Regions from separate parts of the Mus musculus genome. Here region 1 is linked to region 2. Evidence: chromatin loops called from intact Hi-C (ENCODE). Cell type or tissue: left cerebral cortex. All regions are shown on one strand. Each heading gives the region's core, and the rest is flanking DNA. Links, peaks and the distances in the headings are about the cores only.

Evidence for each region. Peaks named below come from ENCODE experiments on the same cell type or tissue, not always from the same donor. Only the 100,000 strongest peaks of a DNase experiment are listed, where the experiment ranks them.
Region 1: it touches region 2 in a loop (8-fold over the local background); 23 of 42 quality-filtered maps call a loop at or near these places.

What each region holds. Positions count from the first base shown.
Region 1 is chr3:157,518,123-157,523,509 of GRCm38, forward strand. No RefSeq gene overlaps it. Among named protein-coding and RNA genes, the nearest start is that of 4930592C13Rik, 13 kb to the right of the region's middle. In left cerebral cortex, for the core only: a CTCF peak has its summit at 2,531 (motif pointing left); a DNase peak (open chromatin) is centred at 2,534.
Region 2 is chr3:157,230,119-157,235,505 of GRCm38, forward strand. All of the region lies in intron 6 of Negr1 (neuronal growth regulator 1), which reads left to right. Among named protein-coding and RNA genes, the nearest start is that of Gm23725, 4.5 kb to the right of the region's middle. In left cerebral cortex, for the core only: a CTCF peak has its summit at 2,784 (motif pointing right); DNase peaks (open chromatin) are centred at 538 and 2,797.

The DNA of each region.
Region 1 (5,387 bases), core at 230-5,229, 290 kb after region 2:
TAATGTTGCAGCGATAGCAATGGCTGTAGACACATAGATAAGAAAGAGGGATATGAAAGACTTCTGTGACAGCCCCTACACTCACCCCAACCCCCACTCCCTCACACACACATACAAAAAAAAGTAGCATCCTAAACAGGAAGGCAAATGTGGTAAGAATGCTAAATTAGCTCTCCACAGTTGGCTTCTGGCCAAGCAGGGAGTCACTCAGTTTTATTTAAGGGACAGGACACTGAGAGTTTGACCCTGCTCTAGTGAGTATATCGGTAACATAAACTTGACCTTTTTATTTTAATTTCAACTTTAATTTTATATTTTGGGGGAGTCACAAGGATGGGGCAGACATGGAAGGTTTGGGAAATGAATGTGATTGGGTTGCATGTGAAAATTCCCAAAGAATCAATAAAAATATTATGCTGAAAAATGCATTGCATGCATGTATGGAATTATAAAATAATAAAAATGTATAATAAAGAAAAATGTTCTTATACTATGTCACACACATGTGCATGCATGTGCACACACACAACAGAGAGAGAGAGAGAGAGAGAGAGAGAGAGAGAGAGAGAGAGAGAGAGAGAGAGAGAGAAATAGTGATGAAATCCAAATCCACATAAAGGAAAAACCCTGCAAACAAGCAGTAACTCAGGATAGAGTACCTTTAAATTTCACTTCTGTCTTTGTCAGTGATATTGTGCTATGAAAAGACACCATGACCATGATGAAGAAAGTGTTTTGCTTACTCTTTCAGAGGTCTAGTCTATTATTATCACGCTGGCAGTATGGTGACACATAGGCAGATGATAGGTGATGGAAAAGGGGTAGATTGAGTTCTGTATCTGGATCTGCAGGCAACAGGAAGAGGGAGTCACTGGCCCTGGCTTGAGCTTTTGTAACTTCAAACCCCACCTCCCAGTGACACACTTTCTCCAATAAGGCCACACAAACACTAACAAAGTCATACCTACTACAATAAGGCCAAACTTATACCAACAAGGCCACATCTCTTAATCCCTCATGTAGTGCCATGCCCTAATGATCAAACACTCAAATATATGAGACTGTTGTGGCCATTCTTATTAAAACCATCACAACTTCCAGCCTCCACCCCCACCCCCCAATTCTATGATCTTCCTAGAAACTGACAGAAATCTCTTCTGTAGGCATCTACAGCTCAGGCTGATTTACATTAGCAGAAGGGGACTAGTTTGGGCTGTTTGGGAGAGAAATGCCAGACTCTTCTATCAAATTAACTAAAGTAAACTGAACCTTGGGAATTCTATCCTTTTCAATTGAACAAAACTGAATCTTTTTTAGTAGTTGACCCTTGAAAGATGGTGAGAAGAATGCTGGTTCTAAACCTTTGTCAGCGTGAATAGCATATGAGTGCCCAGAACTACACATCTGTTAGGGGGATCTTGTGCATCTGTCACCAGGAAATTGGAACAAACTTCATGAACCTATGCACTTAAAATGTTATGATGTATTTTTAAAATGGACTTCCACAGAAGCCTTTAATTTTATTAAGTAATTATAAGCACATAAGCTCTGTTTGATGGCTCTCAAAATATAAACACATTTCATGTCAAAATTGTATCACTTTTGATGGTTTAATTGTGTGAGAAATCTGTCAGGCCCTGGTGCCCTGATAAAATAGGGCACAGTGAAGATTTGTTGCTGAAGGGTGTAACAATATGCTCAGTTAAACAGACAGTGTGTAACAGTCTGGTGCTGTCTCAGAGGGCATTGGCAGTGTTCTGTTCTGGGATCAGGGCAATCCTAACACCTGTAAATCCACATAACAAGATGCTCCATCCTCGAGCTTGTATTTTAAGAGTACTTTTTGTCTTGGTTTTTTGTTTTTCTTTCATATATATATATATATATATATATATACATATATATATATATATATACATACATATATATATATGTGTGTGTGTGTGTGTATGTGTGTGTGTGTGTGTGTGTGTATACACATATATATTCAAATTCACTAGAAATGCTGCTGTTTTATTTTGCTGCCCTGAGCCCAGCTTCCTTTGCTGACTCCCTGAGTTTCCTAAATATTTTAACTGTTAAAGAAATTATGCCTGGAATGCTAAAATTTCAGGTAACTTCTCAAAGTGATCAATTGTTGGTTGCAATATCATTTTACTTGAAAAAACTTCAAGTCTGCCATCTCTTAGAACATAGAAAATACATATACATGCTTCAAAATAATGGAGTGAGTGTTGGTAAAGTATAGTAGAAAAATTCAGAAAACTTCAATGTCCTTTAAGTTGGGTAACTTCACATAACAATTCTAATTTTCTAGGTTAGCATAGAACACAGGCAGAGATATGTGCTAACTTTTACACACACACTCACACACACACACACACACACACACACACACACACACAACCTGACAATAAATATATATTGTTTAAGATACAGCATTTTCTATTGTTCTAAGGAAAGATGATCCTGAACACCAGCTCCCTACAATGACTTGTGACTACACGTTACTGAGCTGCCACCTGCTGGATCTTTCTGCCTAGCACATCTAATTGTCTGCTACAGATTTCTCTCTTGGATGAATACAATGAAGAGCTCCCCCAACACACTTTTTGTTAACATCACCCCCTTCCTTGCCACTCTTTTTCCAGCAATGTGTGCTCCTATAGGCCAGTTAAAAAGTGCTTCAACCAATTATAGTCATACCAAAGCCTCTCACATCCTTTAAGACTTTAACCAACAGAACCGTGAAGAGACAAGAAGAGGCTCAGCAAGGCTTGCACCTTGTGGGGTGCCAGCTGTCTCCAAAGGGCTTGCTCATTAGAAAGTTTCAGGTGTCCATCATGGAAGTAAAGCAGAAGTAATGATGTCCTAACCTCTATGTTCACCCTATGATTGACAGCAGCTTCCTGCAGCTCCTGCAGACTGTGTCCCAGGGTTTGCCACCAAAAAAACTTGAAACAATAACCTATTTCTTTGCAGAGAGTAAATCACCATTGAGAGGCCACACCTACTCCATTTGGGACCGGCCTCCATCTTTTAAAAAAGGAAAGGAAAGGAAAGGAAAGGAAAGGAAAGGAAAAGAAAAGAAAAAAGAAGGAAAGGAGGAGAGAAGGAAAGAGGAAAGGAAAGGAAAGGAAAGGAAAGGAAAGGAAAGGAAAGGAAAGGAAAGGAAAGGGGAAAGAAAAGAAAAGGAAAAAGAAAAGAAAAGAAGAAAAGAAAAGAAAAGAAAAGAAAAGAAAAGAAAAGAAAAGAAAAGAAGAAAAGCCTGAGAACTTGACCTACAGCAGAACCCAAGATGCACCCAGGTACCAGAAAGGACTCCAAGGTTTGTCCTTAGACAGAGTTACTCTCTAGCTACTTTCTAGCAACAGTTAATCAAAGATTAGTCTGATTGTTTCAGATGTACTTTCAGACCATTTGTGATTGTATATGGTCTTGCTTCAGAGTATCCACCTGTTGGCTTGTAGTCATTCTATTAGATGCTTGCCAGAGTGAACACCCCCTCCCTCACCCCCTCACTTGCTCCTATTTTCCTATAATTTTTTTTCCTGCTAAGGGTTCAAGGCTGGTCCACCTTCCCTTCCCATCCTGCTGTGTCAGGGTTGGGTTGGAGGAGAACCCAAGCCTGGGCTTGTAATAAAGATACCCTAATGCTATAACATCGGAAATGGCTCCTTGGTGGTCCTTTGGAGTTCACAAATGCTTCCTGGTACAACACCATATCTGTGACCAAAATCAAAATAATTAAAATGTATTGGGTAATTCTCGACCAAGCTGCTTTAAGAAGAAAACTAGGCAATAAATTAGTTCATTGAATAGTATTTATTTAATAACAATGTTTAATATGTGTCACTGGTAAAATTTCACCTGATCCTCTCTGTCCTATAACTGCACACAAATGAGACTGATGCTATGCGCTGCAACCACAAAGCATCATAAAATTCTGAGTTGTCTCCTCAATCATAAAAATGGGAAAGAGGCTGGCATTTATCAACAACCCATCACTTTACTAGCTATGTTCATGAGTACCATCACAACTTATCTACATTGCCTCCTGGACAGGTAGACAGTCACTTTCACCACTGTCAGTGGTTGAAGCTCAGAGCAGTACTGACAGCTTAGGTTTATTGGCTGTGTGCTGTTCGCCTGCTGTTGCCTTTATTGCTTTAGGGGGGGGGGGCCTCAGCAACTAAACCTCAAACCACATTAGGAAACGGATGCTATCATTATTCTCATTTTATTACAGGTGATCCTGAGACATTACATAACCTGCTCAGAATCAATCAATCAGACAATGAGTTCAGCCTGGGTTAGAGCCCAGGCAGATTGGTACAGATGTCTACCTGTTAACACAAACATAACAGGAGTTGTTGTTGTTGTTGTTGGTGGTGGTGGTGGTGGTGTGTGCCATACTAAATATACATCACTCTTTTTTTGGTTCTGAGAAGTTGGTAATTGTATGCTGCTGTCAGGCAGGTTACAGGAATTAACTCATTTAAGTTTTGCATAGTCATATTTGCTCCATTTCACTTTGATGAACATGAGGTCTGGAGGATAACAATAATCACAGTGATGGCAAGCACTTACCTCTTCCTTAACTGTGTCCATCTGCTCCCCCATCCAGACTGTTCTACATACAGTACTCACTCCTGAGGACAGGATCCATCCATCCCTGTAGCCAGGTGAGGAGGCTGAAAGGCAGTACTTGGGCCTGAACTTAGGTTGTAAAGCAGGAGGCAGATCATGGTCTCTAGTTCCAAAGTACCAGAATTTTAACCATTTATCAAACTATGGGACAACGTGAGCCAGCTCATTGCTACAAATTCTTCATCTTGCCTCATTCCAAGTAAAATAACACAGCACATTTAGAAGAGAGTTTCCCACAGAGTAGATTTTCACAGGTCAGAGATGGTAAAAAATAAAATAAAATGAAATTATTCTATTTGTTCCAAAATCACTGAGCCCCACCTATGCTCCTGATGCTGAAGTTACGGAGGTCAAGTCCTTCCCCTGTCTATAAAGAACTGTAGATAGACACATAGATAAGGAAAATATAAAAGTAACTGTTAACGTCTTGTGCCAAAGCCAAGTTTATGAAAACACCCTAGGTCTCCTGGTCACACAGGCCCTAATCAGTCCACACAAAAGGTAAAGCTAGCAAGAGTAAGACAGAGTATCCCGTCATGAGTACATGGAGTAAGGTGCTTAAAATATCACCATAATGTCTGCCATTTTATTTACAATTCAGTAACAGGTAAGTGTAAATTAGACATGATATGTATTCATGTTTCAGGACAGACTTACAATGTGTATATATCTCTGATCACAGAGTTACCTTTGAGAACCATTCCTGCCTAGTAGGCTACTGAGTCCTGAGTTCCCAA
Region 2 (5,387 bases), core at 274-5,273:
TCAGAATTTACCCAAGCTCCCTTGGATTTTTTCATATTTAGATACTGAGTTTTGAGTACCCAGATTTACAAGTTTAGTTTTATATTCTGTATTTATGAGCACTGCAGAAAGGGAAAATGTATATTAGAAAGATTGTGTTTGTAACGCTACATTATTTCCAATAATTTTATAAACATGTTTGTATTACTCTCTCACACACACATGCATGTGCACACATGCACATACACACAGGCACACACACTCACACACACAGGCACACACCATCACTCATGTCTATGCCCATATTGAACTAGAAGTACAAAATCTCAATGTAAGAGATAAATCCCAGATGGAAAATGGATCAATTAGAGAAAGAACCAGAAACCAAGCTAATTTTGAGAGGATTCAAGCTAATGATGTTTTAGTTCACTTTTTTTTTTTCAACAGAACATATAGGAAACAGTTCCTGTTTCAGACTCAGGATTCTGAACACCAGTGAGCAGACGCCTGTCTGTAGCTGTTCTAAGTAGGAATACAGAGATCCTAAATTGGCTTTAACTGTGAAAATACCAAAAGCAAACTAAAAAGGGAAATGTGTTCTAACTGAGATTTTACACTTGAAGAACAAGATTAGGTGAGCTCTTGTGTTTTTGCTTTCCACTACCACTTAGGGTGACATTGGGTGGCAGCTCCCCAGTGTCTTCCAGAGTGCATGCATCATTCTTCAAGGCTCCAGTGAAGTCAGGCCTGAATGCTCACCTGATTCCCAGCTGATCCTCTATAAACAAATGTTTGTTTTGGCAACAGCCCTAATGACAACAACCCTGTGTGCACCTGCCAAGGGGTATTTGTGTTTCAAAGAAGTTACCTATTTAGGCACAAAAAAAGTTCTTTCCAATAGTGGGAGTCACACTGATGAACTGGGCAGTTTGAGGTGGTGGATTACTGGTTAGGAGAGAGTCTCCCTTGCCACCAGTCACCAGGGGCTTTATTCCTCAGACTGGTGGCTTGGCTGCACATGTAAGGAATAACTGCATTTATCTCCACTGATTTTTTTTTAAAATGAACTGTATAATAACAGTAAAGGGGCAACTAGGCAGAACAAATCTGTGCTCTTCTTGAAGATGATGGAATTTGTGCCCATGTTTCAAGTTAAATTACATTTTAAAAATTATTTTTAAATGTCTTTAAAATGTGCCTCAAAAGGAGCCCCTTGACATGAAGACCAACAACCACGCCAACAAACAGGCAGAACCTAACATCTTTTAGGTCACACTTTATTTCTTAGATGTTTAAAATAACACACACATTCTTAGAGACTTTTCAGAAAAGCTTTGACCGAAGAATGGCTCATGACTCCCCCCCTCACCTCAGCAGGGAGCTGTACTGCTATGCAACCACACAGGTGGGTGTATGTGAGCATGGGTACACGTGAGCATGTCGTTGCTGTTGTGTTGCTTGTGTTAGGGAGAATCTTTGATCCTGGGCCACCAGTGATGGTGACAACTTGACTAGGTTCTGTACTGTGAATGACCTCATCTGTGAATTCAGTGTCTGCTGCCAGGTTGGAACGGGGCTCAATTTCACTTCCCACTTCACACAGGCTTCCTCTTACCTCTCTTCCATTCGAACCACCAAACCTGTTTGACTTCAGATTTCTCTTTGGCTTTAAAATGAGCCTGTAATCAGACAGTCTTCTTAGATGGTGTGTAGGTTGGGAGGATAATTTGAGTGTGACCAGATTAACACCTTCTCTTGAAAATCCTTAAGTTGAGACAAACACAAGGTCCATCCATCACTACACACACACCATTAGCATCCTTGATTGTGCATTTATGATGCACTACACCTTGGGCTCTGTGGTGAATTGAATGAGAACAGCCCCATAGCCTCATGGAATTGAATACATGCTTCCTAGCTGGTTGAACTGTTTGGGAAGGAGGGGGAGATGTGGCCTTGCCAAGAAAGTTGTATCACTTGGAGTTAACTTTCAAACCCCATGGCATGCCCAGTTGTTTCTCTCTGTTTCTTTGTCTCTCTGTCGCTCTGTCGTTCTGCGTGTCTCTTTGTCTCCCTATGTTCTCTATCTCCCTATGTGTTCCCTCCCCCCACCTCTCTCTCTCTCTCTCTCTCTCTCTCTCTCTCTCTCTCTCTCTCTCTCTGTCTGTCTCCTCTCCCCCCCCCCCCCGTGCTTGTGTCTCATGAAGTAAGCTCTCAGCTACGGCTCCAATTCCATGCCTGCCTGCTGCTGCCATGCTACCTGCCGTTATGGTTGTGAACTGTCCCTCTGAAACTGTAAACCCATAGTAAACTCTGCAGTTTTCTGCAAGATGCCTTGGTCATGGTGTTTCTTCACAGCAATAGAAAAGTAATTAATACAGACATAATTTAAACATAATCCAGAGTTGTAATTGTGTATTTAGGGATCTTCCTTTTATCATCTCATGTGTAGAAATGGTGTTTGCTGCATTTATTCAGAACTGGAAAGATGTAACATTAAAAAAAATGAGCTACATAATAACAGTAAAGGGGCAACTAGACAGAACAAATCTGTGTTCTGCTTGAAGATGAGGAGTGAGACACTTGATAGAGAGCCTATGGGAGCTGGTTGCTGCTCCGTGTCGTTTCAGATGCTTGTAGTCTGATACTCGTTGTTTCTTCTGAGTTTGGTCAGGCAAAGGAAACTGAGAAGAGGCCATTTGTATTATATTACATACTTGACTTTAGCCTGAAGTATACACAACCCTCATTTTCTGCAAAGGTATCTATTTGTGCTTTCCACTGCCAGAAGACTAAAGTCACTAGGTGGCACCTCTGAGCTGCCTTGCAGCTGATGACCACGACAGACTTTTCTGAGTAAACTCTGCTTTGTGTTAGGATCATGTAAGTCTCAGCCTCTGCAGCCACATTTCATCAATCTCTGATTTGCACTAATCCCTTGAGCGAGGATCACTTCTATAAATGTAATAGTGGCATACTGAATCCGTTCAAACTCCCGGCCAAACAAAAACTGAAAGTTCAGTCCCCATGCCTAGCTATGGAGCCAGATGTTCCACAAGGTCTGTTTGTATTTACTATTTCGTTTGTTTTGGGCTTAGTGAAATAAGATGATACATTTAGAAAATATGGCAATTAATATTCTTAATTGCCCAAAGTTCTAAAGTCCTGTTGTTCACGATTGGACTTCAGTCATGCCACGATGCATCCAAACTCACTAGAGGAAAGTGTGAAGCTCTTCTTCATCAGCAAACCTGCTGTCCCCTGGGAGGGGAACACAGCCTCATAAAGTGAGGTGAGAGGGTAGATGATCTTAAAGTTTGCTTTCAACTCTAATTTCTACGAGAGCTGTATAAACCAGGTGTAAAAGCTCTGTGGGTCTAAATCAGGTGTGAAATTGCCTCGGTATCCCTTATGAGCTTACTGAAATTGACTGTTTCCAGTCAGATGATTGCAGAGTGCTTTGATACTCTAAGGAATTTGCATGGAATCTAGCATTTTAGAATGACACAAATATCTGACCCCCCTGCCCCCAATCAGAGGTCCTAGAAACCAAGCTCACAAGAGAAAAAAAAAAGAATTCTGCAAATCCCCCACATTATCAGGCTGCTAACTAAAATGTCTGCAGATGACAAATCACAGCTGTCTTTTAATCTGGCTTGCTTTCTGAAGCACGGGTCTCATTCACATGGAATTTGCTGTAGATCCATTTGAGCGTAGACCAGTGAGTCCTTAAACACTGACCAGTGAATACGTCAACTCTGGCCAGTGAGTCCTTCAACTCTGGCCAGTGATTCCTTCAACTCTGGCCAGAGAGTCCTTCAACTCTGGCCAGTGAGTCCTTCAACTCTGGCCAGAGAGTCCTTCAACTCTGGCCAGTGAGTCCTTCAACTCTGGACAGTGAGTCCTTCAACTCTGGACAGTGAGTCCTTCAACTCTGGACAGTGAGTCCTTCAACTCTGGATAGTGAGTCCTTCAACTCTGGATAGTGAGTCCTTCAACTCCAGCCCAGTTGGATAAGATGGCTGCAGAAGCCTGGTGAGAATGAAAGCTGCCTGGCTTATTCCTCCCATGGTCAGATCTGACCACCTTCTCACTTCCCCATCTGTCCTCTGTCCTCCCTCCCGTCACACCTATGTATGTGGCACCAGTGTGGAGTTGGCGATGAGCTAACTCCATACATTTTCCACACACTTGGTTCTCACTGTAGATGGTGCACATGGAAATGTTACCTCAATGGCCTAGACACTAACTGCCTTCAAGAGTAGGTAACAGAGATTATCCAATCAGCAAAAGGAGATCTAAAGTTTTGAACTTTGCAAGAAGTTCATGGCTCTTAATGTATTGAAATGAAGAGCATAGGGCACGAACCCCTCACCTACAGGAGTTGTGAACACTACAGTCCCTGAAATCCTGTCCAGTAGAGGTTTTTCAAGGAAAAAGATACAACTGGATTAACCTGTCAGAGAGTGATAGATTCTGGGACAAAACTAACTCAAGACTTAGCAAGAAGCATTTTGATACTGAAAAGGGTGTGGATCGGAGGTGGAATCCAGATCTGGGCTCTACTGTTTATTTAGGAAACACTGGGGGGCAGACACTCCAATGAGGAACCTTTAGCTCATTATCTCAATTTTCAGTCAGACAACCTCATGGTGGGAATGACTATCCTGATTGTAGAAGTAACCAGAGTGCATGCAGCTGCTGCTATGTACACTTGGTGCAGGCATTTGTCTGACCCTAGCTCCCAGGATCCTACAGTCAAATATCTTTTACCAGATACTTTTTAAGGCACCCCGCCCTGCTACATGCACACACACACACACACACACACACACACACACACACACACACACACAGAGAGAGAGAGAGAGAGAGAGAGACAGAGACAGAGACAGAGACAAAGACAGAGACAAAGACAGGGACAAAGACAGAGAGACAGAGATAGACAGACAGAGACAGAGAGAGAGACACACAGAGAGAGAGACAGAGAGAGACAGCCTTTATAACTCAGGTCTACATATGTGGTCCTGGGCCCTGGTATTGTCAGACATTATCTTTAAAAGGAATGTTTTCAAACCTCATCATGGAGGCACTGAAACAAGCAGTCTTCAGCGACTGTAGTGTCCATGATTCATGTAGGTGAGGGGCTCCTGGCCATGCTCCTTAAGAGCTGTGACCTTCTTGCAAAAGGACAAAGCCTTAGATACCTTTTTTGGCCATTGCTTATATTTCCATTTGAAGCTGACTTTGTGGTCAGCTCTTCAGTAGACCAAACTTCTGTAAAAATAGTATGAAAACCCACCTCAGTCTAAAACATCTGTGTTCACATTGACCCACCTTGAGGAACTACTGGTGGTCAACCAGAGTTTTTAGTCAGACATTTAGAAAACAGCTCTGTTCTCTTTTTA